Linked DNA regions of Homo sapiens: region 1 is linked to region 2. A link is a loop called in an ENCODE intact Hi-C map of the cell type or tissue named here. Cell type or tissue: A673. All regions are shown on one strand. Links, peaks and the distances in the headings refer to the core of each region. The heading gives the core; the rest is flanking DNA.

Region 1 (16,175 bases), core at 2,627-10,626, 1.9 Mb before region 2:
GCCAAGGTGTTAATGGCTTAATTATGCTTACCAGGACTGTTTTCATTTGAAAGGAAAAAAGCCTATAAACACAACAGTGATTGAATAAATAGCAGCTTAGGAAGAATTTCAGTAACCTAGAGAATAATTTTTTTTGGAGTTTGGATTATTAAATAGATAACTGCTTATTCGTTCTTTCTCTTTCTGTATATATGTACATAAAATGTTTACATATAGATATACATAATATATATACACACATACACACATATATATCATGAATATGTTCTATGATGAAATGTGTATTTATATATATGCATATACCTTCCCAGCCCCCAGCCTCTACATATTTATAGTCTTTGATCATTCTGGGGATCCCACTGAATGTTTGAATGTCTTGGAGAATGACTGAAAACTCTCCATACTGGGAAGTTGGAGATATAATGTGTGGAAATTGTTGAGTTTAAGACTCCTCTGTTTTTCTTTGCCCCACTTTGGGAGTTTAACTGTGTGTATGCCCTGTCATTACTCAGCAAATAATGAGGAGGATGCCTATGCAGATGTCTGGAGCTCTTTTTCTGCATAGCTCTCTTCTCCCTGGAAGTCTGCTGTGTGTATGTCAGCCAACTCCACCTCCCCAAATCCTATGGTATCTGGCATTTACTATCATTTTTCTGGGTTATGTAACCTCTAGCATCACTTACTGTTGTGTAAGTGATGTTTTTCTAAAAATTAAACTCTGCAAGGAAAACAAATATGCAGTTATTTTCCTCAGATAAATACTTTGTAAACTATACAATTGAGTACAGTCTCAGAATTTATACCAACTTTGTGGAAGAGAAAATTAGTAAAGTTTAATTATAATAATTTATTTTTATTAAAAAAAGAGTTGATGTATGTCCCAACAGAACCACATCACGCACATTTTTTTACTCCAAATTATATATAGTAGTAATTGTAAAGATTAAAGTTATAAAAATGGATTCTGTAAGTCATATTAAAATATCCATAGCCATAAAGTAATATTTCTTATATATATTATAGTTACACATCTCTCTCCTTTTATATGTCTCATGAAGTTGGCTAAATATATATTTTTTTCTAAATCTTTTAAATTAAGCCCACCCAAATTAAGTACTCAGTGGAGTATTAGAAGTTTTTCTTTCTTTTTTAAAATTCAAACACAGAGTTTAAATTGTTTTCAGTGTGATGTTGGTGTTTCTGATGGAGGAGAGTCATTTAGCATTAGAAAATTTGAAGGGTGCCAAGTTTCACTTCGCAATTTTATTTAGGGTAGGACTTAATATACATTTCAGCTCAATGCATAAAAACATGGGTTTGTTGTTGTTGTTGTTTTTCACTTCAACAACTACCTGAGGTGTTTGCCCAAGAAGAGGAAAAGCTTTGATGGGACAGGAGAAAAGCAAAGGATGGCTTTTGATTAAACTATTTTGCATTAAGTAGTAAATGATAGTTTGAGGCAATGACAAATTTGCATATGAAATTATTTATCTTAGTAATTCAGATAATAAATGCATCTGTCTCTGTCTGTCTCTCTAATCTTTTTTTGATATCATATCTAGAGCACATCTTTAATCAATTTTAATTACCCATTTTCCTTCTGAATTTAATATATATGGAGATGAAAATTCTAAATGTTTTTAAACTGTTCACCTTTCTGGCAACAAAATGTGTAAAACAAAGAGCTGATTTAAACAGTAGAAACATACCTACATTATGAATTATTACCATTATTAACATCTTTATATCAATGATTGAGCTCTTACTACCTATCACTGTCATAGTAAAGTTATAGTGGGATGTTCATCCTTAAGAGATTTTAAAGCCCTCTTGGAAACTGATTATTTCGTTCCATTCACAAATGTTGAATGCATTCTAAAAGGAGTTGAAAATTCCTATTAATCAATCTTTAACAATAAAAAAGTTCTGGTACATTGGATATATTATTTGGCTTGTCCAATGTAAAGATTGCATCTATAAATATTGCTAGCTATCTGGATTACTCATGCCCAACTGCACTTTTAATTAGTGTATTGACTTTTTAAATTTTTTTAAAGTGTTTTACATTCATGAAATTACATTCTATGCTCATTCAGAATGAAAATGTTCTTGTCATTTTCTCTCTGTCACTTGATGACCAGCATTTAAAACAGGCAAAGTATACCCAAATTTCAGTGATAATTTATATCAAAGAAGAATACTGTTTTTACTTTTATTTCTATCTCAGAATAAAATTTGTTAGAAACAATCATTTGAAGATGGGGGTTCAAGACACTTTCTAAAAGTTAAATGTGTGTTTATATTAACACGGTTTATTGGATTTTAATATTCTGTTGATCCAATAACTTGCTTTGAGCTCCTTTTTTTTTCTTATTGGAAAAACAAATTTTCTCCTTAGCATTCACATGTATATTAAAGAGTAAATTTTAAACTCATATAAAGATAGTAAATATCATAGAAGGTACAATTGCAAATAGCCTATGTCACTTAATAGAGTAAGGGGCTGAACTCTGCAAAGCCAGTGTCTTTATATTAAAATATGATTTATTAATTTAGAACATGTTTACTGATTATCTTCACAGTGTATAAGATATACTATGGTGTATAGGACAATTATGTAAAAGATATAAGGTGTACATACACATAACTATTAAATAAGATTGGGTTTTCCAAAAACAGATTCAGAGGGCAAGCCATCAGAGTAAGGGGCATGACAGTTCCTTTCTTGGTTTGCAGTGAAGGTAAAATTTGATCTTGACTTGAGCAGAATCTAGATGTGGCGATGATAGGAGGCATTACCAGCAAAGGAGACAATTATATCAAAGGTATGGAGCCTGCTATTTATGAGATATTTACTGGATGTGAGATTTTGATTAGAAGCCAAGCTGAATATAATGAAATAGCAGAAAGAAAGGCTAAAAGACAAGTGGGACAGATAAAAAAAGGATTTGAATAGCAGATTTAAAAGTTTGGTTTTTACCCACTAGGTGATGAAGAACGACTTTAATAATACTAATGAATGCTATTGCTTAACATCTACTGAATTATTACTCTATGTCACATCCTATTCTAAGTACCTCACATGTATTAGCTCATTTCTTTTTTTATTATAGTAAATGAATTTATTGTGTAGATATAAGGCATACAATATGGTATTATGGGATATATGTGGATAGTAAAAAGTTAGTGTAGTATAGCAAATCAACATACCCATCATCTCACATACTTACTCATCTTTTGTGTTTTTTTGTGGCAAGAGCAGCTAAATTTTCATTTAGTATGAATCTCATGTACAGTGAAATTATATTATCTATAGTCCTCATGTTGTACATTAGATCTCTAGACTTGTTTCTCCTACATATCTGCTACTTTGTATCCACTGAACTGTATCTCTCCATTTCCTGTTCCACCCCGGTAACCACTGCTTTATTATCTATCTCTGTATACTTGAATGCTTTTGTCTTTTTTTAGATTCTACATATAAGAGAGATCATGCAATATGTTTCTTTCTGTGTCTGGCTTATTTTATTTAGCATATCTTTCAGGCTTATTCATGTTGTGGCAATTGACAAGTCTAATTCTCAATTATTTTTTGAGGCTGAATAATACTTTATTGTATACATGCACTGCAGTTTCTTTATCAGTTCATCTGTTGACAGACACTTAAGTTGTTTCCATATTGTATTAGTCAATTTTCGTGCTGCTGATAAAGACACACCCAAGACTGGGAAGAAAAAGAGGTTAAATGAACTTGTAGTTCCACATGGCTGGGGGGCCTCACACTTATGGTGGAAGGCAAGGAGGAGCCAGTTAACGTCTTACATGGATGGTGGTAGGCAAAGAGAGATCTCGTGTAGGGAAACTCCCGTTTTTAAAACCATCAGATCTTGTGAGACTTATTCACTATCACAAGAACAGCATGGGAAAGACCCACACCCATGATTCAATTACCTCCCACCAGGTCCCTCCCACAACACATAGGATTCAAGTTGAGATTTTGGTGGGGACACAGCCAAATCATATCACATATCTTGGCTATTTTGAATAATTCTGCAGTGAAAATGGGAGTGCAGGTATCCTTGTGAGTCAGAAATTTCATTTCCTTTGAGTATGCACTCAGAAGAGGGATTGCTGAGTCATGTGGTAGTTCCATCTTCAATTTCTTTATGAACCTATGTACTATTTTCTGTAATGGCTGTACCAATCTACATTCTCACAAACAGTGTACCAAGTTTCTTTTTCTACACAATTAGCTCTGTGAGTTGATTCTATAATTATCCTTAGTGCATAGATAAGGAAACAGAGATCCTGAATAGTTTAGAATCTTGTCCTATGTCAAACAACTACTAAATGGTTGAACTCAGTCTTTCTCTGGAGCAACACTGTCCAGTAGAACTTTCTGTGATGATGGAAATGTTCTGTATCTGTGTTGTCTGTTATGGCAGCCACTAGCCCCATGTGGCTGCTGAGCACTTGAAATGTCACTAGTGACTATTGATTATTTACATTTAAATAGCCACACCTTGCTTAGTAGTTGGCTTACTGAACAGCAAATTTCTGGAGTATACTCTCTTTGCCATTATATTTTTGAACAGAGAAGAGAAGTTCTTACAATGATGCTATATAGCAGCACTTTCCAAAGCATCTTCTATGGAACATTGTTACAAGAGATGATTTCACTTTAAAAAGTTTAAAATCCAAGTAAGAGAGGGAAAAACTGCATGGTATTTTCTCTTATTGAAAGCTCACTTTCACATTAGTATATTTTAGCCTCTTCCGTAAATATATAAATTTTAACTTTAAAAAAGTCTAGTTTTTCCATAACTTATTTGGCCAGAGACTTTTATTCACCTAACACAGTGAACTAGTATTTTGCTTAAGATACTTTGAGGCAACGCTGCTCTAGGATGATCAAAATGGCAGTAGGAATTAGAAGGCGATGCAGTGAGGAGACACCAAAGTCTTCATAGCCATGTGGCTGATTACTGACTGTGGCTAGGTGAAAATTAATCAATATTTTAACTGGGCATATGACAGCAAGAATGGAAAGTGGGGTGTGTGTGTGTGTGTGTGTGTGTGTCTGTGTGTCTGTGTGTCTGTGTGTCTGCTATGTCTTTGTATGTATGGTGTCTGAAGTGGGGGACATGTTTATGAAGTTTAATAGAATTTCAAGTTTTATTAGCTGAAAGGATGGCTTGATGTTATAATCAGGTTGAAGTGTTTGTAGAACAAGTACACTTAGCAGATATACTAGGTATATATACAGGCATATCTAGTAGGAAGTTTGAAAAATGTGGTTTGGGTCTAGAGCATAGAAGAGGGCATGTGGCTGTAGGTGGAGATTTTGGAGTCATCTACATAGAGGAGCTGTTTAAAATGTCGAGGATGAACAAAATTTCTAAGAGGAAGTGAGCAGACAGAAAAGAAGATGACCAAACATAGAACTTTATATTAAGAGCTTATTTGTAAATTAATGTAGCTTATGAATTGTATGTATGTTTTTGTATATGTACATTCTATTTAAAATATTCTGATGTAAGAAATAATATAGTTCAAACAAAACTTCCAGACCTAACTGTATATTAATTTTATTATTTATTAGAAAATTTTCATGTCCAAATATCTCTTTTATTAAGAAGTCAATAAATATACACTGAACACTTACTATATATCAGATATTGTTTTAGGTGTTGTGGGTACATCTTTGAACAAAAAGAAAAACCTTTTTACATTCATGAACAGTGATTACATTCACTGAAGATTTTCTAGTCCTTTGACTTATTCAATTTTAGCAATTCCTAATTAGTAATTTAGGCAACAATATTTTATCGAGTATACGTTTGTTATCATTTTATGAAATGTATGTATATTATTAGTAATTTAAAGGGAAAGCAGTGAAAAGCATCCAAAACTTTAAATGGAAAAATGATAAAATGCACTTCTGCATAACATCTCTATTGAATTAAAAATATGAAGAAATAGGCAAATTTGAGTATGTGGGACTGTGGAGCTTACAGCAATAATCTTTTTGATAAAAATCAGGCATAATAAATAAATAAATAAAACCATTAAAGATCTTCCACTGGAAAACATTTCCTTAAACAAGAACAGAAAATGCGGGTCTGGGAATGTCAGACCCTCAGCTCATGATTCTAATAGTTTTCCCTCCCATTCTACTTAATTACTTTTATAAATTACATAAGAGAGGTTTTCATGAAGCATGAATCCTTACTCATTTAATTAGGAAGTTAATATAACATGATATAATTTATATATGGCCCTATAAGTTCAGTATATATTCTTATTTACTAAATATAAACTATATTTATAACATATAAATATGTAAATACATGTTATATAATTATAATTAGTATTTATATAAATATATGTTACATAAATATATTAAAACTACAACATTTCATGATATAAGTTGAGGCAAAGTACTAAAAAGTAAAAAGAAAAAATAATAGCTTGGTATAGAAATATTTAATCTTCATAATTACTGTTTAAGAAACATTACCATTAAAGGAAAAATCTGTATGCTTCTCGCCCCTCTCTTTATCATTTTAGTAAATATGAACTACCTATTAAGTTAAGGGACTTCCTCGAAATTTACACATCTTCAGGATCATTATACTAGCCAGGAGATGGCACTAATGCACTTTGTTCTATCTTCCAGAAAGTAACTCTATAAGCCAAAGGTTACCTTAGCAATGCATTATGTAATATTGTGTAAATTAAGCATTTTGTTTCATTCCACTTTCTACCCTTCAGTTATTTATGCTGCATGTTAAGATTAGTGTCTATATTAAAAGCTCAATTTGTTTTAAGTCAGGAGCATAATATATGCTTTAACCAAATGAGCTGTTTCATTTTGCAATTTAATAAATGGTCTAGTCTAGAAAAGAAGTAAAGGAAAAATATTTATGTATGAAAAGTTCAGAGGTTACTAGGTTTGTAAATAATAATAAACTGCATGGATACCAATGGAGATCAAAAAACTCTATCTAATTTAGGTTGGGGATAATGATAATGTGAGAACTGCTGTGGCGTTTAATTTCCTTCATCACTTGTAATTCCCATAGTGTTAGTGGATCCCTTTTTTTTTCTTGTGAAGAAATTTGACTTTTCACATCTAGTAAGTATGAACTAAAAGTATCTGATACAAGCCTCAATCAATTTATGAAGCTTATTTTGCCGAGGTTAAGGATGCATCCATGACACAGCCTCAGGAGGGCCTGATGACATATGCCCAAGGTGGCTGGGATACAGGTTGCTTTTATACATTGTAGAGAGACATGAGACATCAATCAATATGTGTAAGATGTACATTGGTTCAGTCTGGAAAGGCGGGACAACTCGAAGTGGGGGCAAGTGTTGGGGGGTGCTTCAAGGTGATAGGTAGATAAAAGACAAATGGTTGCATTCTTTTCAGTCTTTGATCAGCCTTTCACTGAATACACGATTTATATGTGAGAAGGGGGTAAGGTAATAGTCTCTTATGGCTTAGTCTAGCTTAGTGAATCTGCATTTCTACATAAACAATAAGGCAGAAGAATCAATCAGGTATGCATTTGTCTCTGGTGAGCAGAAGAATGACTATGAGTTCTGTCCTTTGTCCTGCACTTGTGAAGATAAGCTATCAATTTACATTGCCAGTGTGAAATTCAGCAGAACTATTTTAGGGTAAAGATCTTGAGGCCCACAAGGAATTTCCTTGCTTTCCTGTCTTGCCACTAAACCTAATATATCAAAATAACCTGCTTTGGGCCATACTCTGAGCCTGCATTCTTTCTATAACTTTCTATAACTTCAAAATAGTATATAAGTTTCTGTACCTTACTGGTGGGTTGGGTCATCATCTTGAAGGCTCTCATGTATACATGTTAAATAAATTTGTGTGCCTTTCCTCCTACTAATCAATATGCCTCATGTCAGTGATTTTTCAGCAAAACTTTAGGGGGCAAGCCCCCATAGTTTGCTTTCTTATTATTGAGTTTTGATTTTTTTAATACATATGCTCTAGGTAGATATACTTTATGGGTTATATAATTTATAAATATTTTCCCATTCTGAGGTTTACCTTTTCATGTTCCTTAGAGTGTGTTTTAAAGAGCAGAAGTTTTTATTTTTGAAGTTTATATTATTAATTTTTTCTTTTATGTATTGTGCTTTTGGTGTAATGGCTAAGAAATCTTGGCCTAATCCAAAGAAAAAATAATTTGTTCTATGTTTTCATATAGAAATTGTAGAATTTTAGGTTTTATATTTGTATATTTGTCATTTAGGTATATATGACACATTTTGAGTTACTTTTTTATATGGTTTAAATTTTGGATCCCAGTTCATATGTTTTTGCATGGGTAACCAATTGTTTCTGCACCATTTGTTGGTAAAATTCTTCTTTCTTCACTGAATCCCCTTTGCACCTTTGTATAAATTTACTTGCTTATATATTTGGAAGCTATATCTGGACCCTTCTTCTGTTGATCTGTTTGTCTATCTTGATGTCGATGTTACACTGTGTTAATTACTGTATTTTTGTAATGTCTTGAAATGACATAGTATATTTTTCCAACTTTATCTTTTTCTAAGTTATTTTGTATATTCCAAATCATTGGCATTTCTATACCAATTTCAGAATCAGCTTCTTAATATCTACCAAGAAAAACCTGAACAAGACAAAAAACAAATCCTGCTGGATCTTTGATTGTGATTGCATTCTTACTGTGGGAGATGAGCCCGTGATTTTGAAGTTTTTCTTCTTTTCTCACTAAATATCTCACTAGATATTTAATGTTGTGCATTTTCTTTTAATTTCTACTTTAGTGACATCCCATAAATTGTTATATATTTTATTTTCATTTTCATTAAGATCAAAATACTTCTTAATTTTTCATTTAATTTCTTCTTTGACCCATGCGTTACTTAGAATTGTGTTTTTTGTTTTCAGATGTTTGGAGATTTTCATGATATATTCTTCTTATTTATTTCTAATTTAATTCCACTGTGTTCAGAAATTATACATTGTATGACTTAAATCCTTTTCAATTATTGTGACTTGTTTTATGGACAAGAATATGTTTCTGCATATACTTGTGAAGAATGTGTAGTCTGCTTCTGTTGGATAGAGTATTTTATAAACATAAATTAGATAAAATTGATCGTTAGAATTGTTCGTATTATTTATATTCTTACTGAGTTACCATTGTTCTATCAGTTATTGACATGGGTTATTGAAATCTCTGACTATACTGGATGATTTGTCTGTTTTTTCCTTGCAGCCTGTCAGTTTGTGCTGTATGTATTTTGAAGCTCTGTTATGAGATATATAAATGTCTAGAATTATTATGTCATTTTAATAACCTGCTTGTCATTAAGACATGAACCTCTTAATATTTTTGTTATAAAATTTACTTTCTCTAATATTAATATAGCCATTTAGCCAGTCCAGATTTGTAGTTATTGGTAGCAGAGTACATATTTTTTATACTCTTATTTTTAGCCATTTTTATATTTAAATTGGGTTTCTTATAAGCAACATATAGTTGGTATTTTTTTTGCTTTTTTTTTTGTCCAACATGACAATCTCTGCCTTTTAATTGGGGTATTTAGGCCAATTACATTTAATGTGATTATAGATAGGGTCAGTTCCATTAAAGGATATATCATGTTTAACGTACATATCCACAAAATAGATCTTTGGACTTTCTTCCTTTAATCTTTTTTTAAGCTGGATGTGGTTGGCATATTACTTAGTTGCATAATTATCCCTGCACCTCAGCTCATAAATTGGATGACCATATGACCTATCATCCAACCCAGCACTCTTTTGAGAAAGAAAGGTGTTTTCTTAATTATATTTTTGGGGTAATTGGTAAAAACGTTAGAAAATTCTGGTCAAACAAGGTAATACATTCACCTTTTTATAACTTTATACATATTTCCTTGTGTGCCTGCTTATACAGACCTTTTGAGTGAACATGAAGTTTGAGAGGGCAGGCCTAGTCATCATAGACTTATCATCTCATATTTACTGCTACTAGTGTCAATATTGAGGTTATATGGAACAACATAAAGAGCAAGATTATCAGACACCTGCAATTTCAGCAGTACATGTTTGTCAAGAGTCACTGAAGAATATAAAAAGACAAAGTACAAATTTACAAGAAAAAAACAAACAACCCCATCAAAAAGTGGGCAAAGGATATGAACAGACACTTCTCAAAAGAAGACATTTATGCAGCCAAAAGACACATGAAAAAATGCTCATCATCACTGACCATCAGAGAAATGCAAATCAAAACCACAATGAGATACCATCTCACACCAGTTAGAATGGCGATCATTAAAAAGTCAGGAAACAACAGGTGCTGGAGAGGATGTGGAGAAATAGGAACACTTACACTATTGGTGGGACTGTAAACTAGTTCAACCATTGTGGAAGTCAGGGTGGCTATTCCTCAGGGATCTAGAACTAGAAATACCATTTGACCCAGCCATCCCATTACTGGGTATATACCCAGATAAATCATGCTGCTATAAAGACACATGCACATGTATGTTTATAGCGGCACTATTCACAATAGCAAAGACTTGGAACCAACCCAAATGTCCAACAATGATAGACCGGATTAAGAAAATGTGGCACATATACACCATGGAATACTATGCAGCCATAAAAAATGATGAGTTCATGTCCTTTGTAGGGACATGGATGAGGCTGGAAACCATAATTCTCAGCAAACCATCGCAAGGACAAAAAACCAAACACCGCATGTTCTCACTCATAGGTGGGAATTGAACAATGAGAACACTTGGACACAGGAAGGGGAACATCACACACTGGGGCCTGTTGTGGGGTGGGGGGAGTGGGAGGGATAGCATTAGGAGATATACCTAATGTAAATGACGAGTTACTGGGTGCAGCACACCAACATGGCACATGTATACATATGTAACAAACCTGCACATTGTGCACATGCACCCTAAAACTTACAGTATAATTAAAAAAGAAAAAGTAATGGTTCGTTTATCCCATGTTAATAAGAAAAGTTATGGAATTTTGGAAAATCTTAAAGATATATTTTAATTAAAAAAGAAATCAAACCAATCTTTCTTGAGTTATTAAAATAAAATATCTAATTCAATAAATTTCATACTTTGTAAGCATTATTTTAACATTGTATACATATTTTTAATGTGATTATATGTATGAGCTTATAAAAGTATACATATAAATAAGTGAAAACAATAAATACGTTATCTTAAAACTTGCAAAATTCTCAATCATATATTTTATGATACATAGGTATCTAGAGACAACTGACTATAAATAAGATCAGTTTTTGTTTGTTCCCTTCAGTTTTATCTTACTCTCATTAAACTGACACACCATACAAACAAATTTAAGAATATTCCATTAAAAATTGGTTTAATATGACCATTTATCTGTTAAAATTTTTTACATAAAACATTTCCTGATTATAATATTTTTATAATCCTGTTTTAGAAATTTTCTAAAAGTCTTCTTTTCATTGGTATAAAACAGACCTCAAAGGAGATTAAATTTTCTCAGTGGCAATAACTACGTTATTTTTACATCCATTAAAAATATTTCTTTTCAAACCCTGAAACATTAAAATAATAATTTCTGATTATCTTTATTCTTTCTGTATATATCATTTTCACTGGTGATTAACAGTGACAAATTTCTATAAAAAGGACTTCATTGAAAGTAGTGCAAGTTGTGTGTGAATAGCAGCTGCCTGAGTACAAAGCTTAATCAGTACATATAGTTAGCGAAGACAGGTTTGTATTCATAAGCGCATAAACATTAATGACAAGGTGAAATAATTTTTGACAAGCAATTTTTTTTCATTGTGAAACCAAATTTTTAACTATTATTCAAGTCTTTTCAGGCATAACTTTGATATTTTTCAAGTTGGTTAAAATATCATTGAACTTATATGTTCTATTACATGTTTTTGAAACAAATTTTTGGTTCTGGAAACCATAACGTGAGACTGTTTTTTTACAAGGTATTTTATTCTCTGCTTAGAGACCACCCTCTTCTATCCTCACCCTTTGCCTAGCCAGTTTCTCATCCATCAAATACCAACTTAAACTTCAGTTCCAGGAATGCCCAAAGAAAGTCTTCCTCAATTCGTAGATTAGATCATATGCCCATTCTTATTGTAACAATGGTCTTTTATAGCAGTTATAACAACTGTGATTAAAACAGCTAATTATTTAATTATTATCTGCACTGGGGGCTATGATGTACATGCTCTGCTGGTAGGAATTATGTCTTGCCACTGAGTCCTAGCACCTAACATACCACCAAGTACAAAGTATGTTCTCAATGACTATTAGAATTGATTTTGATCATGTATGACTAAAAAGAGAAAGTTAATTGGATGTTTAGGTTTTGATGTTGTATAGGAAAGCATAATTAGACAAGAGGGTCTAAAATCCTCTAAGAGCATATAAAATTAGAGGTGTGAAAGCATTTAATAATGTTAAGAGTATAATTTAAATACTTAAGGTACTTATTTTCTTACAGCAGATTTATTTACAATTTAATTGATATTTAGGTGCTTTAGTGAGGTTAATCTGCTTTATTGGTTAGGACCTGAGCCATATGAGTTTGAAGTTGGACATTCTACCTCTTGTCCATTTCAATGGGGAGTGGGAGGAATTGTTTCTATGGACTTAGACTATAAATAACCCCAACTTGTTTTATACATTGTCCTGATATTGGCACCCGTCAAAAGAGTGAGTGTCTTTGAACAACTGCACATAGTGTTTAACTTCTCTGTGTCAAGGATAAGGAAAAACTTCCCCCTCACACTGTAAAGTTTTGCTGAAAACAAACACTGACAAGAGGCAGATTAATAGTAGAAAAGGTATATAAATTTATGTAATCATAGTTTCATGTGATATGGAAGCCTTTAGCATGGAGGACTGAAGATATCAGGAAAATTGTCCATTTTCTTCTTAGGTTCACCCAAGAACAGACAGCTATGTAGAAATATAATTGCACAAAAAGGCTATGATTTAATGCTGATAGACGGAATGGGGAAACCCAGCAAGGCCTATCTGTCTAGATTTTTCTTGGCCTCTCTGAGAATGCATTCCTTCTTACTGGGTATGGCCAGTTTTTACATAGAAAGGCAGAGGAACAGTTAAGAGTCATATTTTTAGGTTTTATGGCTGGCTTTGGGAAAAAGGGGTCCGATTTCTATGACCCAAGTTGGGGAAGAGGATTCTAGTTTCTATGGCTAGACTCAGGAGAGAATGGGACTGAGAGACAGAAGGGCAGGGGAAGGTCAGAACTACACTTTTGCTTCTGAGGCTGCTTTTGGGGCCTTCGCTTTGGTGCATTGTCTTCTGACAACTGACAATTCTAGTCAACCAACATTTATTGAGCACCTGAGGTTACTGAGAAGACAACTGCACTGAGGAGCACAATGTCTGGCAGGAAAGCCAATACTGAGTGTATTGAAACAATTATGACTATTTCATAGGTGAAGCTTATGATCTTTTTCATGCAAATTAGTTCACACATTCTGTCATGCTTAAAAATTGTAATTTCTGTCAATAGAGTTTATAAGATTCTCACTTAAGAAAACTTTAGCTGCAGATTTTGAGTTTATTCATGTCTCCAAGTTTATGATCATTTGAGGGTAACTTTTTTTTTTTCAAATGAAGCTGAATTTATATAGACAAATAACCTGTTTTGAAAACTTTCCTCACAAACCATAAAGTAATAAAGCAGATATGTGGGAAAAACTCATTAAATAATTTTTCATTGACTTTGATAGAAATATTTGAAATATAGCCAATTGCTTCAAGTCAGTATTTTGTAAATTAGTTACACATGGAAATTGATGATGAACCTATATTTTCTTGCAATCTAGCTACTCATTACTTGTAGACTAGTAGTACTTTATTTACTGTATCTCAGCTTTGCATTAGCATTAGTTTTATACTACAACTTGTACTGTGTTATAGGCATCATAAAGCCAATAATTTGTCAGATACTTTAAATGTAAATTGGTAGATATTAAGTTACAGAGACAAATTACTATACCAGTAACTTGATGAAATCTTTTCCACACAAAACTCAGAGGGAAAGTGAGGACATTTTATTGAGTCAAGCTCAAGAAAGAAAAACTTTGTGTATGTTGCCACAATTTGAATGTCATTCAATCAGGGAGCCAGGCCAAGCAAAGTCAAGGAGAAAAGAGGTCAAATCAATTGGACTTTCTTCCTATTTAACAGAAATATTTTGAAACCCTTAAGTAGTTTTTCTACTAACATGTTTTTGTCTAACTATTTGGAAAAACAGCCTCAAGCTGCCATTTCTGTCACAAGGTTGATTAGATCCAGAAACAAAGAAAGTCATATTACTAGGATGCATAAGATAATCAAACAAGTTATTTAAGTTAATTAACTATTATCTAATTTTGTAAAAATAAGTTCTGTGTAGAATCGATCCAAATTATTGCAAGAATATTGTAGCCAGTATGTTTTCAATTTCTCCATTTAATTCTAATATTGTCTCCAGACTTGTATGTTTGAAATTAGTATGTGATCATGTAAACATTGAGTGCTCTTTATTACCAGGGCAAAAGTCTTCAAACTTTAAAAAAAGTCACTAATATTTACTTGGTTATTGGAAATGTGTCTTTTAAAGACATTTATTCAGCTTTATCAATTATTTAATGTAGTTACAGGTAAATATTACTGGCTGCTAGGAGACAGGGCCTAGTATAATCCCTTTTCTATATTTTTTTATGCATGGAAATACTGGGATAACTTGTTCAAATGTATAACTAGACGGAAATGGAAGAAGTATTTTGTTTCTATTTTCTGAGCAATATCATTCAATTGTGGGCCACATAGAGTACTAAAGTCACATTCCAAAAATCACATGGCAATCTACTATCAAATATGTTGTTAATCTATCACATGACAGCTTGTTGTGCTAAACCCCTATCAACTCCAAAGGGGATGGCACCAGATTCAAGAGGCAGACCAAGATACCCAGAGCCAGCAAATGAGCCATGGAGATATATTGAGGGCTTACATACAGGGAAGGAAGAAAGCCCAGTGGCAGTGGGCTGGATAGGAGACTTGCTGGCCCAGTGGTGGCAAGACAGGCAGAACTGCAACTGCTTGTAAAAGGCATGCAGTTCATATGACATTTTCACTTAACACCCTCCCTGTAACAACCTTTACCTGGCAACCTTCATTTAACCCAAAACAAAGGGGCTGATCTCCTCTGTGGCCCAAGTTCTTTGGGAAGGGCCAGGGGCTCAGATGTTCCTCATTGATAAGGAATGAATCTCAGATTGACCACTCCCGGATTCCTTAGCAAAGAAGTTCTGGACACACATTCAGGCGAATCTTCCACATAGGGTCATTCTCAGGGTATGTGCAAGTCAAGTTATTGCTGTCAGGTGCGTCTACCATACACCACTCAACTAGATTCTCTAAATCCAGGAAATGAAAAGCATATAATTTGTTAGCAGTTTTGTTATACAGCTATTAGAATTACTAGTCATTTTCTCAACATTGAAAGAATTATATCAATCGTCATCTTTGATTCAGGGAAAGATCTAGGTAGTTGTCTTTCTTTTTTAAAAAAGGAAGAGAGCAAGAAAACTAGCATGGGTTCTGTGATGGTTAATATTGAGTGTTAAATTGATTGGATTTAAAGATGCAAAGTATTGTTCCTGGGTGTGTCTGTGAGGGTGTTGCCAAAGGAGACTAACATTTGAGTTAGTGGACTGGGAAAGGTAGACCCACCCTCAATCTGTGTGGGCACAATCTAATCAGCTGCCAGTGCGGCCAGAATAAAAGCAAGCAAAAGAACATGGAAAGACTAGACTGGTTTAGTTTCCCATCTTTCTCCCGTGCTGGGTGCTTCCTGCCCTTGAACATTGGACTCCAAGTTCTTCAGCTTTGGGGCTTGGACTGGCTTCCTTTCTCCTCAGCTTGCAGACGGACTGCCGTGATACCTTACCTTGTGATCGTGTGAGTCAATAATCCTTAATAAACTCCCATTTACATATACATCTATCTTATTAGTTCTGACCCTCTAGAGAACCCTGACTAATACAGGTTCTTTCTCAGCTCAGTTTTAGAAAAGTGTAAATATGGCTTTG
Region 2 (16,175 bases), core at 5,277-13,276:
CCCTTATCTTTTTCATCTTAGCCTTCCATACCCAACATTCAGATCATCATGCATAGCAACATTTTTTCTCACAAGTCATCTTATGCACATTTCATTGACTTTTCTTATTGCATCCTTCAGTTGGAGAAGTCTCTTTTTTTCTCTTAGTTTCTTCTTCTTTAGATTTCTCCTGCACATAGATGTAATAAAATGAATAATTTTTTTTTAAATTTTCTCTATAAATTGGTTAGAGAAATAAACAAAGAGGAAGTATGATCAGTGTTGGAATCTTTTAATTCCTTTCTCCTCTAACTATGCCATTTCTTTTACCATGCAAGCAATACTTGCTTTTTCTACAGTATTTTCACCTCACATCATACAGTGTCCATGTCTTTTTTCGGTTTTTTTTTTTTGTTTTTTTTTTTTTTTTTTGAGATAGAGTCTCACTCTGTCGCCAGGCTGGAATGCAGGGGTGCAATCCCAGCTCACTACAACCTCCGCCTCCCAGGTTCAAGGGATTCTCCTGCCTCAGCCTTCCAAGTAGCTGAGATTACAGGTATATGCCGCCACGCCCGGCTAATTTTTGTATTTTTAGTAGAGACGGGGGTTTCCCTATGTCGGCCAGGATGGTTTCGATCTCTTGACTTTGTGACCCGCCTGCCTTGGCCACCCAAAGTGCTGGGATTACAGGCCTGAGCCACCACGCCCCGCCATCTTTTTTCATATTTTACATGTTTTAAATATGTTTATTGTAAAATATTTTTAAAATGTTTAAAATATTTGTTATTTTTTCTATCCCCTTTTGACTATACAGTCCTTCGCTAGGATAAAAAAGCTACACTTTCCAAATGTCTTTATTCAGAGAAAAACTTATATTTCAAAAAAGTGTTATTGAAAACGAGACACACATAGACAAAGAACATCAGAGGCAATTACTTAATAAGCATTCCAGGTTTGTTGCTCTCCATAGATCCTTTCTGCACGGAACTCTATTTAAAATCAGTTGGAGTTCTGCCCCCACAAAGGTTTCACACAAGGGAAAAAGAATAAGAATTTAAACATAAATAAGTAGAACAAACTTTAATAAGCTCTTTCAATGAGTATTTACCTGAGGGACTGGAACAGCTGCAATGTAAAACCTGCTTAATAACCCTCTATTAAATAATTTTCTTGGTTTAAATTAAAATCTAAATGCAGGCTAAGTCATAAACAAAAAAATTACATATTATCATTTTCTAAAAGTGGGGTAATTAAGGGATCTTCTTTTAATACTTAAATACTTAAATAATTTTAAATACTTAGATAATTTTAAGTATTCTATTGTTTTGCTTTTCTTTAAACTCTACTACTTTGAGTGATTTATTAAAGCCGACCACATAATGTTGTATAAAAATAATGAATTAAATATACTTTGTGTATCAAAGTGGCTTGCTAGAGCATAACAAGTGGTTTTAAAGAAAGTAAACAAGCAAATTAATCGCCAGTTTTCTCGCAGAATGTGGCTTCTTAAATGATGAAAACCTTGTAAGACTTCTTTCAGGTTTTCAATGGCTATAAACGATTTGGAAGTAATTTATCTTCTTAGCCATTGTTAGTACCATATGCAAGAATTTGCTCTTCTCCAGTTTTAGAAAAATAAGACTTTTGTTTCTTCAGAACCCTTGCTGCTTCATTCTCATTTGTAGTCACAATTCTCAGTTTATGGCACTGGAATTTTTTCATAGCAATTAATCCTAAAGTTATAAATATGATAATGAGTCCAAGAAGCAAATTTATATGTTCCTACTTATCTTTCCTCTTCTCCCATTTCTGACAAATAAACAGTTTCTTGGAGAATGAAACACTTAGGGAACAGATTCTGAAATGAAACTCACAAGCAAGATTACTTTTGTATTAAAAGAGATTTCCATGTTCTCTCTCTCATTTGTTTTCCCCCAGATGTCAAGCTCCATCAGGGCAGGTTGATCTTGAAAACTTGGGTCATTCTACTATTCAACTTGGTGCCTTGCACATTGTGAGTGATCAATAATAATCATTTAGAAACCGATTTTTTCCTTCTAATTTGCCCCCTGCATTCTTAAGTCATAGGCATAACAAGTGCATCAGCATTCATGATACCAAGAATATTTTAATAACAAAATTATTATTTTTACCAGATTTATTAAAGTACGGTTGATGTACAAAATAAATTTTTACCAGATTTATTAAAGTATGGTTGATGTAATATGTACAATTTGATGAGTCTGGCTCATTACCACAATCAAGGTAATAGACATATCCAACACCTTCCAAAGTTTCACTGTGCCCTCTGTTTTGGGTGGTAAGAACAGTTAATATGAGGTCTACCTTCTCAACACAAATATTCTTTATATTAAAAGAACCACTGAGTTCTTTCATAACAATAGTCATCTCATGAGGCAGAATTGAGACTGTAACATGATGGTTAGATTTTGTATACCTATTTTCAAATTTGCTAGTCTTAACAGAGTTCCAATCACATAGATTGTGACAGATTCTCAGAATAGCATTGTGGGAACTTTGAGAATTTAGTCCATTTCATTACATAAAATATATTTAAGACTTTCTGTATATGAAGAATAAAGTCCCTGTAAATGGGTTATTTTTAATAGGAACTCTTCAAGGTCTAAAACTTGAAAAAGGGAAGATCTTTTGAAGAGGACTTTGCAAAAGACTTTGACGGTATTAATACATGGGATAAAAGAAGTTGAGCTCAGGTTGCCAACTTGTCTTTTTAATAATAGTCTAAAGAAAGACACAGGGTCACTGCCCTTTCCTTGAAGACCATATCCTAGGGATACTGTGAAGTTTTTGAAAACTCAAATATGTTTTAAGTATTTAACTAGCCTTAGCTATGCTGTGACTTTTATATGTACCCCTTATCTTGCTAGTATATCAGATTTTGTTTCCCCAGGGAACAAAGGTTAAAAACAAACAAACAAACAGACAGCTGTGTATATTTTCCAATGAATAAAGAGTACAAAAAAATTACCATAGGATAAAGCTCCTCTGCCAAACTCAAAATAATATGGAACCCAGAAAGTAAATTAAAAATATACTATATATTTTTTCTACATAGTCATAGTTTTTATGAAATGTTTACAATTCATGAGCAAATATTTTGGTATTTTTCCTTGGTAGTTTTTTCTTTGGTAGTTCACAATATAAACAAATATAGTGTTTTATGAAAAAATTAATACATAAAAATTTGAAGCTGCTAGACTTCAGTCAAAAGTTAATGTACATAACTCAATGACTGGCTAAAGGTTTTGCTCATTTTACATGTTGATTGAATTTCTTTTTTAATTCAGAACTACTATCTTTTAAAATTAAGATGATAGAATGTTAAAAATAATCTAATAGAGACTCAAAAAAAGAGTTATCTGGAAAGAGATTCTAAGGATGTAGTCAGATATACTAAATTTATCTTATTTAAAATAGATTATCTAGAAATTTAAATCCATCCTTCTGGGAAGTTGGTATAACTGGTTAAAATATGGGATGAGTAGATGTGGTGCTCTCCTTCCCTATGAGCACAGGCTTATTTCCTGCCCTGTCAAAGACCTCAGAGAGATACCTGGGGGACAAGTAAGAGAGTTTACACCTATCTGTGCAAATTTATCACCAGTATTGGGAAAAACAAATTGGCATGCAGACTTTACTACTGCAGACGTCTGTTGATGTATTTATGGAGCTAAAATAATATATACTTTAGGGTCAGAAGTCCTGGCAGTGAGTCAGCTTCAGCCACTTAGTTGTATAATATAATCCTGGAAAACGATTTAACCTCCTTGAGCTTTTGTTTCCCTTTGGGAAAAATAATCATTGGAATAATCCACATCTCACAAAGCCTTTTTGAGAATTAACTAGAGTAAATACATTGAGAAAGTACTTTTTACAGAGTCGTACAAATGAGGCTCACTGCTAAGGTAAATTTTTTTATCCACTGAACATCTTGGTAGTAAATTAGGTTGATTCTTTATGAACATTTTTTTAGAGAGTTAGATTAATAATCTCTAATGGAAAAAAAGGTATATATTAATTATCTAATTAGAGTATTTCTTCACTCATTCAACAAACCTTCACTGTATTTCTACCATGTGCCAAGCATGATAACAAATACTTAGGATCTAGAGTTAAAAGGCCATTGCCTTCTCTCAAGGAAGTTACAGTGCAGTGGCTAAGAAACAGAATGACACAGAGCTGTTACAGACTCTGACAAAGCAGATAAGTTGGACATCATTTTGAAGAGGTTAGTCCATGGTTCCTGGAGGATGTGAATCTTGAGCTGAGTAGCTGATAACTGGGGGAAAGGATGCATGTACCAAGACCCAGGATCAAGGTAAAACACATTAAATTCTGCAAACTAAAAACAGCTGAGCCAGACTGTGAAGTAGGTTAATGTTAAAATATCATGGGATGAGGTTTACAGAGTAGAGGAAGTAGAGATCCTGAACAGTCTATATTCTCTTGTAAGGATTAATTTAGGAAAAAAAGGAAGGCTATTGAAAGGGGTGAGATATGATTATGAGTTCATTAAAACATAACACTCTAAATAAACGGTATACACATTGCAAAGAAAGAAAACTGACCCTATTTGCAGGTTGACATGATTGTGTACATAGAAAACTCATGCATTAATAAGGAAGTACAACAAAATTGCAGGATACAAGATCAATACACAAAAACAAATTGCATTTCTATATGCTAACAATGAACATATGGAAATTGAAATTTTAAAAAACACAATACTATTTATAATTGCTCCAAAGGTAATAAAATATTTAGGCATAAGCCTAATAAAAACATATATAGCATCTTGAAAGTTACAAAATGCTGATAATTAAAAAAAAAAAAACAAATAAATGAAGAAACATACCATGTTCCCAGATTAAAAGACTCAAAAGAAAGATTATCAAGGTCAATTTCCAAATTTTAATATAGTATCTACTAAAACTCCAGGAAAGTTTTTTTGTTTATACAAAAATTAACTCAAAATAGATCATAAACTTAATTTTAAAATGTAAAACTATAAAATATTTAGAAAAAAGCAGAGAAAATCTTCGAGTCTTGGGACTAGGAAGAGTTCTTAGACTTCACACCAATAGCATGATTCACAAAATAAAAAATTTCTAAATTGGAGCATATCAAGATGAAAAAAAATTTTGTTTTGCAAAAGTCCCTGTAAAAAGGATGAAAAGACAGGTTACAGACTAGGAGAAAGTATTTGCAAACAACGTATGCGACACAGGACAATTATGTAGAATATATAAGGAGCTCTCAAAAGTCAACAGTGTAAAACAAAACAATCAAAATAAAATGCGCCAAAGGGTAACACATTTTACTGAAGAGTATATGCAGATGGCAAATACGAGCATAAAAATATGTTCAACAAAATTAGCCATTAGAGGAATGCAAATTAAAACCACAATGAAATATCACTATTGTCAAAGAAAAACCTGTCAAAGCTGGAAGGACACTAGTTAAAGTGGAGATCAATTTGTACAGAGGTCACCAGGCATTTTAAAGGAAGAATGAAGGAATGCAGGGCTGGCGAGCAGAGACTCAGTAAAGTCAGGGAAGTGGAAAAATTACAAAAATTGGAAAGGGGGGTTGCTCCATGTTAAACCCATCTGAGTTTGTTACTGGTGCTTACAGAAAGCAGGCTTCTACCCTCCCACAGAGGCTGAACCATAAAACAGGCCCTCAGCAAGCACTGAATTTACTGGCTCCTTTACCTTGGATTCTCCACCCTGCAGAACCGTAAGAAATAAATTTCTGCTGTTTATAAGACACCGAGTTTATGGTATTTTTTATAGTAGTTTGACTGGACTAACAGAGTATCAATGTCAATTTCCAGTATGTGATTCTATACTATAATATGCAAGATGTTACCTTTGGGGAAAACTAGGTGATATACATAAGGAATCTCTATTATTTCTCACAACTGCATGTGAATTTATAATTATCTCAAAATAGGTTTTTTGTTTGTTTTAATTCACTCTAGGTGCAGTGTAAGGATAGATAGATGGTAATGAGGGTGGAATATATAAGACCTATTGGGTCATTGGCTATGTCTGGGTGTTTGCTGGGGGGCAAGTAGTAAAGAACAGGATGACCACCAGGTTTCTTTGTGGGACTTCACTGATCAAAAGAGAAAAGAGGGAGTAGATGATTGGAAGAGAGAGATGATGCATTCAAGGTTGATCCTGCTGAGTTTGTTTTCCTTGTAATCAACCAAACAGAGTATATAAAATGAGAAGAGTAAAGAATAAGAATCCCTAAGCAAGGGAGATATATACCGTGCTCTTCGAGAATTTGTATGCCTACTTTTCACATAGCATTTCAATGCATGAATGAAGACTAAAATATCACTATCATCTGAATATCAGAACAAGGGGATTTTTGAATTCGGAGGGAAGAGTAAATACAGACAGACATATAGCAAATAACGACATTTCAGTCAATGATGGATCACATATACACAGTGGTTCCATAAGATTATAATGGACTATTGTGAATGGAATTGCATTCTTGATTTGACTCTCAGCTTGGATGTTAGTGATGTGTAGAAATGCTACTAACTTTTGTACATTGATTTTGTATCCTGAAACTTTGCTGAAGTTGTTCACAGAGACAGGAGCATTTGGGCAGACTATGGGGTTTTCTAGGTATGAAATCATATAGTTTTCAAAGAGAAGTAGTTTAATTTCCTCTCTTTCTATTTAGATCCCTTTTATTTCTTTCTCTTGCTTGATTGCCATGATCACTGTGGAAAGCAGTCTGGAGATTCTCAAAGAATTTCAAATAGAACTACCATTCAACCCAGCAATCTCATTACTGGATACATATCCAAAGGAATAGAAATTGTTCTGCCCTAGAGACACTCGCACATGTACGTTCATCACAGCACTATTCATAATATCAAAGACATGACACCAACCTAGATGCCCATCAACAGTGGACTAGATAAAGTAAATGTAGCACATACATAGTATGGAATATTGTGCAGCCAATAAAAAAAACAAATCATGTCCTTTGCAGCCACATGGATGGAGCTGGAGACCACTATCCTAAGTGAATTAACATAGAAACAGAAAAACAAATATCACATGTTCTCCCTGCTAAGTGGGAGCTAAACATTGAGCACATATGAACACGAAGAAGGAAACAGTGGACACCGGGGCTTACTTGAGGGTGGAGGGTAGAAGGAGGGGACTATTGAGTATTATGCTGATTACCTGCATGACAAAATTATCTGCACACCAAACCCCTAAAGCACGCAATTTACCCATGTAACAAAACTGCACATGGACCCCTTGAACCTAAAATAAAAGTTGGAAAGGAAAAAAACAAAAAGATTATAAGGGAGTTGAAAAATTCCTACTGCCTAGGGATGCGCAGCCATTGTAATGTCCTTGCCTAATGCGTTACTCAGGTGTCTGTGAGGATGCTGCTGTGCTGCCAGTCTTGCACAAGTACAGCACATACAATTATGTACAATATATAATACTTGATCATGATAATAAACGATGTTACTGGTTTATATATTTAGTATACTATACTTTTAATCATTATTTTTTAGTGTACTCCTTCTACTTATAAAAGAAAGCTAACTGTAAAACAGCCTGAAGCAGGCTCTTTCAAGAGGTATTCCAGAAGAAGGCATTGGTATGCCTTGGTATTCCATGCATGTTACTGTCCCTGAAGACAGAATGAAGAACGTTCAGTAGGAAAAGATGTGGATATGGAAAACAGTAATACTGATAATCCTGCCCCTGTGTAGGTCTGTGCCAGTGTAATTGTGTCCTAGCTTTTAACAAAACATTCAAAAAGTTTTTAAAAAGTGCAAAAATACCCAGCACTTTGGGAGGCCGAGGAGGGTGGATCACAAGGTCTAGATCAAGACCATCCTTGCTAGCACGATGAAACCCCGTCTCTACTAAAAATACAAAAAATTAGCCAGGCGTGGTGGCAGGTGCTTGTAGTCCCAGCTACTCGGGAGGCTGTGGCAGGAGAAGGGCGTGAAACCGGGAGGCAGAGCTTGCAGTGAGCTGAGATCGCACCACTGCAGTCCAGCCTGGGCGACACTCTGTCTCAAAACAAAACAAAACAAAAAAAGTACAAAAATAGAAGAAAACTTACAGAATAAGGATATAAAGAAAATATTTTTTTGTACAGCTGTATAATGTGTTGTGTTTCAAGCTAAGTGTTATTACAAAAGAGTCAAAAAGTTAAAAATTGAAGTTTTTAAAGTAAAAAAAGATAGTAAGCTAAGGTTAATTTATTATTGAAGGAAAAATAAGATTTTAAAAATAAATTTAGCATAGCCTAAATATACAGTGTTTATAAAGTCTACAGAAGTGTACAGTAATGTGCTATGCCTTCACATTCATTCACCACTTACTCACTGATCACCCAGAGAAACTTCCAGTTCTGTAAGCTCCATTCATAGGAAGTGCCAAATAAAGGTGTACCGTTCTTAAAAATATTTTATACTGTATTTTTACTGCAACTTTTCTGTGTATATATATGTTTAGAGGTTCAAATACTTGCCACTGTGTTACAAATTGCTTACAGTGTTCAGTACAGTAACATGATGGCAGGTTTGTAGTCTAGGAGCAATAGGCTGTACCATATAGCATAGGTGTGTAGTAGGCTATACCACCTAAGTTTGTGTAAGTACGCTCTATGATATTCAGACAGTGATGAAATCTCCTAAAGACACATTTCTCAGAATGTATCCCTGTCATTAAGCAATACATAACTATGGAAAGTATCTAAGGGAATTCCAAATACGGGCTGGATAAAATGAATTGCATTAGCATTATGCATTACAATAAAAAAGAACCAATATTGAGTACACTTCATGTGCTAAGTATTTCACTGGTGTTCAGAAGTATGATCCTGTTTCATCTTCACGACAGGCCTGAAAAGTTAAATTTCATTATCTATAATTTCTAATCATAGAAGTAATTTGCCAAATGAAACAAAGCCAGTAAGTAATTTCTTAAGCAAGATTTTGAATTTAGATGTGTTTAAGTTCTCAGCCCACATTCTTTCCACTATATCAAGAAGCTTGTTGAAGATGCAGGAGGGCAGATCCCAGTACCTTCTTAAAAACTGTACATATTATGTTCTTGCTTCTTTGGGGCTTTTGTGAGTTAAGCTCCTACTTTTACATTTGTAAGCATTCAGTTTCCCACACAGTTTTAAAGGCTCTATTTAGGTTCCTCGCCCCATCTTTACAGGAAAGCATGCCATTATTGGCATTGATTAAATATTCATGGCGCTCCACCCTCTGGATTCCATGCCCAGCACCTGTCATAGTGCCACCTTACTGTTTGGACTAACGAGGGGTTGGTTTTCTTATATTAATTGGTAGTAAGCCCCTCATTTCCATTTTCCAGGTAACATGCTTGTGTGTTTGTTTTCAGGTATGCAGGCTATATAGATTGGTTAACAAGCATCTTTCACTTAAACAAATAGATAAAGAGCAGGTGTCTTCAGTTCCTTGTCCTCAAACTTAAATGGTGCATTAGCTCTGACTTCATTACTACTGACACAGGATTCCTTAAATCTCTATTCTGTAAACAAATAAACAAACAAAAAATACCCTTTTATCTCTACAGAAAATCCTGTACATGATAAGGATATTTTAAATTCTCTGGTTATTTTCTATACTCATTTTTTAGTTTATATATTTTCTTTGACGTATCCCATTTCAAATTTTCAAGGTTGACACATCATGCCTGTAATCTCTAGGGCTTAAAAGTCAATTTCCGTAAAGTACAACACACAGTCCACTTATTTTACAAACCAAGGGCAGTCAAACCAAGCCATGAAAAGTAATTTTTAGGTAGAAATTAGGCTACTATTCTTCATCAATACAGATGAAGCCTCATTATTGCCAAAGATCTTAATTACTATGATGATGATGATTCAGTAATCTAGATTTAATTTTCAAAGGAATTTCAAAAGGAAACTCTCCACATCTCATCCCACAACTATCCAAATGCAGACTCAAGCCTAAGTAGTATATGTCACATAAACACAAAAAAGGTGGGTGGCAGCGAAGGGGTTTGGGGATGTTTATGTGATCTGACTCTCTGTTGGACCAGTTAATTTTGATCCTTCACCTTCCTAAAGCATCCAAACCTTAGGTGCAGATTTAACTTCTCGCCATCCACGCCATCTAGTGGCTTGTATGTGTTACGTTTGGTTTTAAGGATGATTCCTAATGACTCGGGGGCGGGGTACGCGAAAAACAAAAAGGTTGGTAGCGACAATTTTCCTGTGTCTCTCTACCTCAGTAACCCCTCATACGAACACCTTTAACTCTTTTAACTATTTTAAATATGCGCAGTGATGCGCAGAGAGGATGAAGGGGACGCAAACTTTCAGAGACGCACGCCCCTTGACGATGACATTTAGAAAAGGGCTCCACATCCCTGTTATTCGTAAAGGACGGGAAAAGGAGTTGTGTCAAGACCTCGATCGAGGAGAGTCTCTGATTTTTTGGCAAGTTGGACAGATGGCATATCAATCCCTGCAACGTTAACAATCTGGTTTTGAAAATAAATAAAAACAGAAAGAGGAAATGCACTTAAAAATTCCGCGTCGGAGCTTTGCGGGTCTTGCCTTCCAGTCGCCCCCAGAAGACAACCAATTCCTGCGCATTCCGCTCCGCTCACCCTCCTTCCCAGCTTCTCTCGCTCTCTTTCCCCCCATTTTCCCACGCTCGCCTTGAACCGGGACTCGAGAGGCAGAAGCAAGGCACGGGTCCCCTTTCTCCTCTCCTCCACCAAACCACCGCAGCCCAGCACGTGAAGCTTCCCTTTGTTCATCCGAGGCTCGCTTTTCTCCCCAGCAGATCCACCTGGATGCTCTCCCTCGGTGACATTTTGCGCCGGGGTTGGTGGGTGGCTGGGGTGGAGCGAGAGGAGCCCGAGGGGGCGGGGGCGGAGAAAGGTCAAGCCGAGGGAAAGGCAGGAGACGCCTTTCCTAACCTGCGTGGCGGGGCGTGCGCGCGGTTATTTATTTATTTTCTCCTTATTTATTGATCGCACTAGCAGAGCAGCGCGGGGAGCCCGGGGAGATGCAGGACCACCCACTGGCGGGGAAGCAGCTAGCAGCCCTCCCGCGCCCCCGCGCTGCCGAGCGCCTTCTGCCTCCGCGCTCGGACGAGAGCCCGTGCCGGCCCCGGCCCCGGCCCCACCGCGCCAACGCCGCCCGCCCGGCCGCCCCGCAGCCCCGCCGCCCCGCAGCCCCGCACCGCGCTGGCCAGGCTCCCGCGACAGTGGCCCCGCAGTAAGTTGGCAGGAGCGAGTCCCCTCCGTTCTCGCCTCCCCCGCACCTTTTGAACTTGTTGCTGCTGCTCTGCTCGCCTGCGCCTGGCTTTTGGAAGGTGAAAAGGAGGAGGGAGGCACGGAGGGATGGGGGAAGGGAAAGAAGAGCTCGCTTGAGCTTTATTTATGCTCTCTCGGCGCATCGGATTCGGCTGCTCGCGAGCTGCTTTCTCTCCTCTTCCCTTTCCGGGTGCACGGCGAGGAGAAAGTCTCTATGCAACTAAGCCCCGGCGCGCACTTGGCCAGGTATGTACCGCGGGAGCGGCGCGTTCTGCGCGGAAGCAGATGCTGCTGCCGCCACGGCGGCGGCGGCTGCCAGCTCCTGAGCTCTGTAACTGTCACACTGCACCTGAGCTGAACTTGAAAAGAGAGTGAAGGGGCGATTGGGCGAACGCTTTTGGCAGACACAGAGGGTGTTTGTAGACGTGGGGGAGGAGAATCTCTATTAACGCCCCCCACCGTAACCACTGCACATCACCTCCATCTCTGCAAATACAGCCCGAGGAGTAGAGGCAGCAGCAGCTGGACCCCCAAAGAGAGACGTGGGGCAGCGGCTGTGACCGCATCTCCTGAGCTACAACAACAGGTCGCCTTTTTGAGACTCCTTTGGCGGGAAGGGCTACTTGGAAAGGAAGGTTTGAAAGAGTGAGAAGGGTAGGTGTAAGGGTTCCCTAATTCGTCGAAAGAATTCTATTGGGTGACTCTCGTTCGTCTTCTCTATCCTACACTCCACATACTGACCCTATATTATCCAGACTGTGCCGGGGAGAAATCAAAAACACCTGTTTGAAGAAACGGCTGCACCTGTGTGCTTATTTGTGCCAGAGGGTGGCCTAGCCCACCTGCAGGAAGAGATTTGGCTGGGTTCTGTTGAGGGTGATTGTTAGGACGTTGTATTTTGTTGCCATTATTCCAAATACCTGTCTTGGAGGGAAAGTTGCCCTTCTGAGAACTGTGACTTTACCAGGAGCCCTATCTTGGAATAAGAGTTACACCTCTGGACCACGTTTCTCACTAGTACTTTGCTTGACTGGAGGAAGTGGGTGACTTTTGGCTGCTTCGGTGACCCATTGTAGACGCCTCGTTACCCTTCTTCCTTCCGCTTCAAGTAATCATGGCGGCGGGGGTGGCAGCGTGGCTGCCTTTTGCAAGGGCAGCGGCTATCGGGTGGATGCCTGTGGCCTCGGGGCCTATGCCGGCTCCCCCGAGGCAGGAGAGGAAAAGGACCCAAGATGCTCTCATTGTGCTGAATGTGAGTGGCACCCGCTTCCAGACGTGGCAGGACACCCTGGAACGTTACCCAGACACTCTACTGGGCAGTTCTGAGAGGGACTTTTTCTACCACCCAGAAACTCAGCAGTATTTCTTTGACCGTGACCCAGACATCTTCCGCCACATCCTGAATTTCTACCGCACTGGGAAGCTCCACTATCCTCGCCACGAGTGCATCTCTGCTTACGATGAAGAACTGGCCTTCTTTGGCCTCATCCCGGAAATCATCGGCGACTGCTGTTATGAGGAGTACAAGGATCGCAGGCGAGAGAACGCCGAGCGCCTGCAGGACGACGCGGATACCGACACCGCTGGGGAGAGCGCCTTGCCCACCATGACTGCAAGGCAGAGGGTCTGGAGGGCCTTCGAGAACCCCCACACCAGCACGATGGCCCTGGTGTTCTACTATGTCACGGGGTTTTTCATTGCCGTCTCTGTCATCGCGAATGTGGTGGAAACAGTGCCGTGCGGATCAAGCCCAGGTCACATTAAAGAACTGCCCTGTGGAGAGCGGTATGCTGTGGCCTTCTTCTGCTTGGACACGGCCTGCGTCATGATCTTCACAGTTGAGTATTTGCTTCGCCTGGCTGCAGCGCCTAGTCGTTACCGTTTTGTGCGTAGTGTCATGAGTATCATCGACGTGGTGGCCATCCTGCCTTATTACATTGGGCTGGTGATGACAGACAATGAGGACGTCAGCGGAGCCTTTGTCACACTCCGAGTCTTCCGGGTCTTCAGGATCTTTAAGTTTTCCCGCCACTCTCAAGGCCTGCGCATCCTGGGGTACACACTGAAGAGTTGTGCCTCAGAATTGGGCTTCTTGCTTTTCTCGCTCACCATGGCTATCATCATCTTCGCTACAGTTATGTTCTACGCAGAGAAGGGGTCTTCGGCTAGCAAGTTCACCAGCATCCCTGCAGCCTTCTGGTATACCATCGTCACCATGACAACACTAGGGTAGGTGCCATAATGGGAAATGGGATGGAGGTTGGGTATGGGTGAGGCGATTGTGGACCCATCGAGGTTACATGGTAACTCCGGGGAAATCATTTGTTTTCTTTCCTGAGTTTAGGAAAGCATTATCTAAATGGTTTGGCAAAACTCTTTTCATCTGTGAAATGGGTATAATACACACGTTGAAGTATTAAGGCATTGCTGGCAAATGTTGATGCCTGAAAGTGATAAAGATACAAAGAAATTTTAGAATTCCTGAATATATGAAAGTAGTAGCAATATTTATATTAATATATAAAAATATGACAATGAAAAACAAAATCTATGCCCTAATAAAGACACAAATATATACAATGTATATTGAAATGTCTATAAAGTGGTTCAATGCATTTAAATGAAAAGTTTCCAGGTATACTTGAACTATTATTTTCATATGAATAGATACTTATGGTGTACATTTTTCCTCTAAGAACCATAATTCCTATTTTACATCGTAATACATAGATTGTAGATGTAATTATCAAAGTATTTTATAATATATATGCACATATTCATATGTATGCACTTTAATTATGGTTGATAGGTTATTCAGTCTTTTAGAATATCAGAGCTGAAACTGATCAACTCTACAATATGCAGTGGAATTAAATTTGCAACATATTTCAAGCTCTAGGTTCATAGTTTCAAAAAAAGAAGCAAAAGACTGTCATCCACACATTTTTTTTTAGAATCTACAGATCCCATCAGGCAATGGGTCCACACCCATTAAATACACATAGAAGATAGAGCAGTATCTGGTAAGATTGATGGTCACCAAGGCTGGCTGTATTATAAAATTTGGGGTCCTAATTTCCTTTTAGAATTTTTTTGTGAATTCTTTTTTGGGGGTATAATGAAGTTCTGCAACCAAAGGGACAAATTTCTGAATTCATGCTGTTGTTTTTAATATACTTTTAGGGCTAGAATTAAGTTTTTTTAGGTAGTAGAGAAAAGGAAAGGAGGCAAATGATTAATAATGTTAAACTGCAGAAAAGTAGCAGCATTTTACATATTAGAGAATCTAATAAAATAAAATGGTTAGATCTTTTTACTTTTATGAGTTCTTAGATAAGCTGGGGAGTGATGTGAGTGCCTTTTCTTCAGCTTTGTGCTACTATTCTTGCATAGGTAATCAGTTTAGTGAGGATTTGGTAATGGCTATAAGAAAAAAGTTATTCCCAAGGCTACTCTTTAAGCTTTGTGTTTTTGGATAATTTAATTGGCTTCTTTAAATGACATTGTGGTTAAAGTCAACTTAATTTTATTAGACATATTGTGTTGTACAGAATTTCTCATGTCATGTGGCCAGCTAATGGAATAGTTTATATATGAAGAATTTTAGGCTAGGTTAAACAAGAAATTGGGGTAAAGAAAAATACAATGATTTATGATTTTTATTTAGTCTCATTTTTTTAAAGACCTACTGGTACATTTAAAAAATGAATTAGTGAAAATCCATGTTCTACTTCTTATATTTCCTTTTTATCTTGTTGGCAAATTTGTGACAGTTTATAAGGATAAGGATGATGCAGAATGCCTTCGCAGTGTAGGTGCTGATTCTTTATCAAAGAGGTTTGTTTTTGTTGTCTTGTCATTTTGTAGCAGGAGATCCTTATTAAGGACAAATGGGTAGTGCAAATCACCATCATGACGTCAAATTAGAAGTACACTTGAATAAAAAAGATTCTGTTTTAATAGGAAGGGAGAACTATTAAAATGAAATACACTTTAAAAATTTGGTATATATGGCTGTGTTTCTTGAGGTATCAGTGAATCATTTTAATGCTATATAGTGTCTATATGATTGAATATAGGTATAAAAAGAATGTTGATGAGAATTCTAATTTCATATAGCTAATAGTTCTATACTAGACTTGAGAAGTTAGCATTATTTTAAAACTTGTTTCTGGAAATGACTTTCCAATTTTTATTTTATTTTGAAGCTTATTTTTGTTTCAAGGAAAATATGAGACAACATTAAACATTAGTGACAATTTTTTATTATGTAAATAAAATACTTAAAAGCACCCATTTTTGAAAATATTTAAGAAATTGAATTATATTGCCTGAGTAAAATCTATGCAGTGGATTTAGTTCACATGTTTCATAGGTAAGTAAGTGGATTAGAAGCATTGAATACACACGCTTTCTCAGAACTTGGAAGCTAAGTGGAAGTTACTTTAAAGACTTAGCTTCACTGAATTTGAACATTTTAATTTTCAGGAAATTAAGCTAATTAATGATCCTGATGGAATAGAGCAGTCATACTTTTAAGATGTGGAAATGTCGATGTAATCAAAATGAGAACATATATGGACACTTGACAAATCATATGCTTTATAATATAACAGAATTTCATAGAAAAATGTCTTTAATTTCTCATCAAAATGTATTATGTATTGTACCCTGAAGAAACAGATTCTTATAAGCCCTGCCTTTTTGGTGCCATCTTTGTGACTCAGTTATTTAATAATACAAAATATTCAATAAAAGCCATTGCCTAACTTTATTGTTTAGGCTGTAGTTCTATACTTAGAGGATGAAGTGTAAGGTGCAAACTTTCTG

What was found. Peaks named below come from ENCODE experiments on the same cell type or tissue, not always from the same donor. Only the 100,000 strongest peaks of a DNase experiment are listed, where the experiment ranks them.
Region 1: a loop joins it to region 2, with 6 times the contacts of the local background. A loop is called at or near these places in 2 of 110 quality-filtered maps.

What each region holds. Positions count from the first base shown.
Region 1 is chr7:118,346,399-118,362,573 of GRCh38, forward strand. All of the region lies in intron 1 of LOC124901815 (a long non-coding RNA gene), which reads left to right. Among named protein-coding and RNA genes, the nearest start is that of ANKRD7, 130 kb to the left of the region's middle. In A673, for the core only: a CTCF peak has its summit at 6,640 (motif pointing right); a DNase peak (open chromatin) is centred at 6,663.
Region 2 is chr7:120,262,174-120,278,348 of GRCh38, forward strand. KCND2 (potassium voltage-gated channel subfamily D member 2) reads left to right here and starts at 11,002. Exons shown (of 6, transcript NM_012281.3): 1 at 11,002-13,574. The coding sequence starts at 12,460. RefSeq lists silencers at 10,089-10,188, 11,108-11,257 and an enhancer at 11,698-11,767. In A673, for the core only: a CTCF peak has its summit at 10,200 (motif pointing left); a DNase peak (open chromatin) is centred at 10,208; H3K4me3 peaks cover 965 bases; H3K27me3 peaks cover 1,926 bases.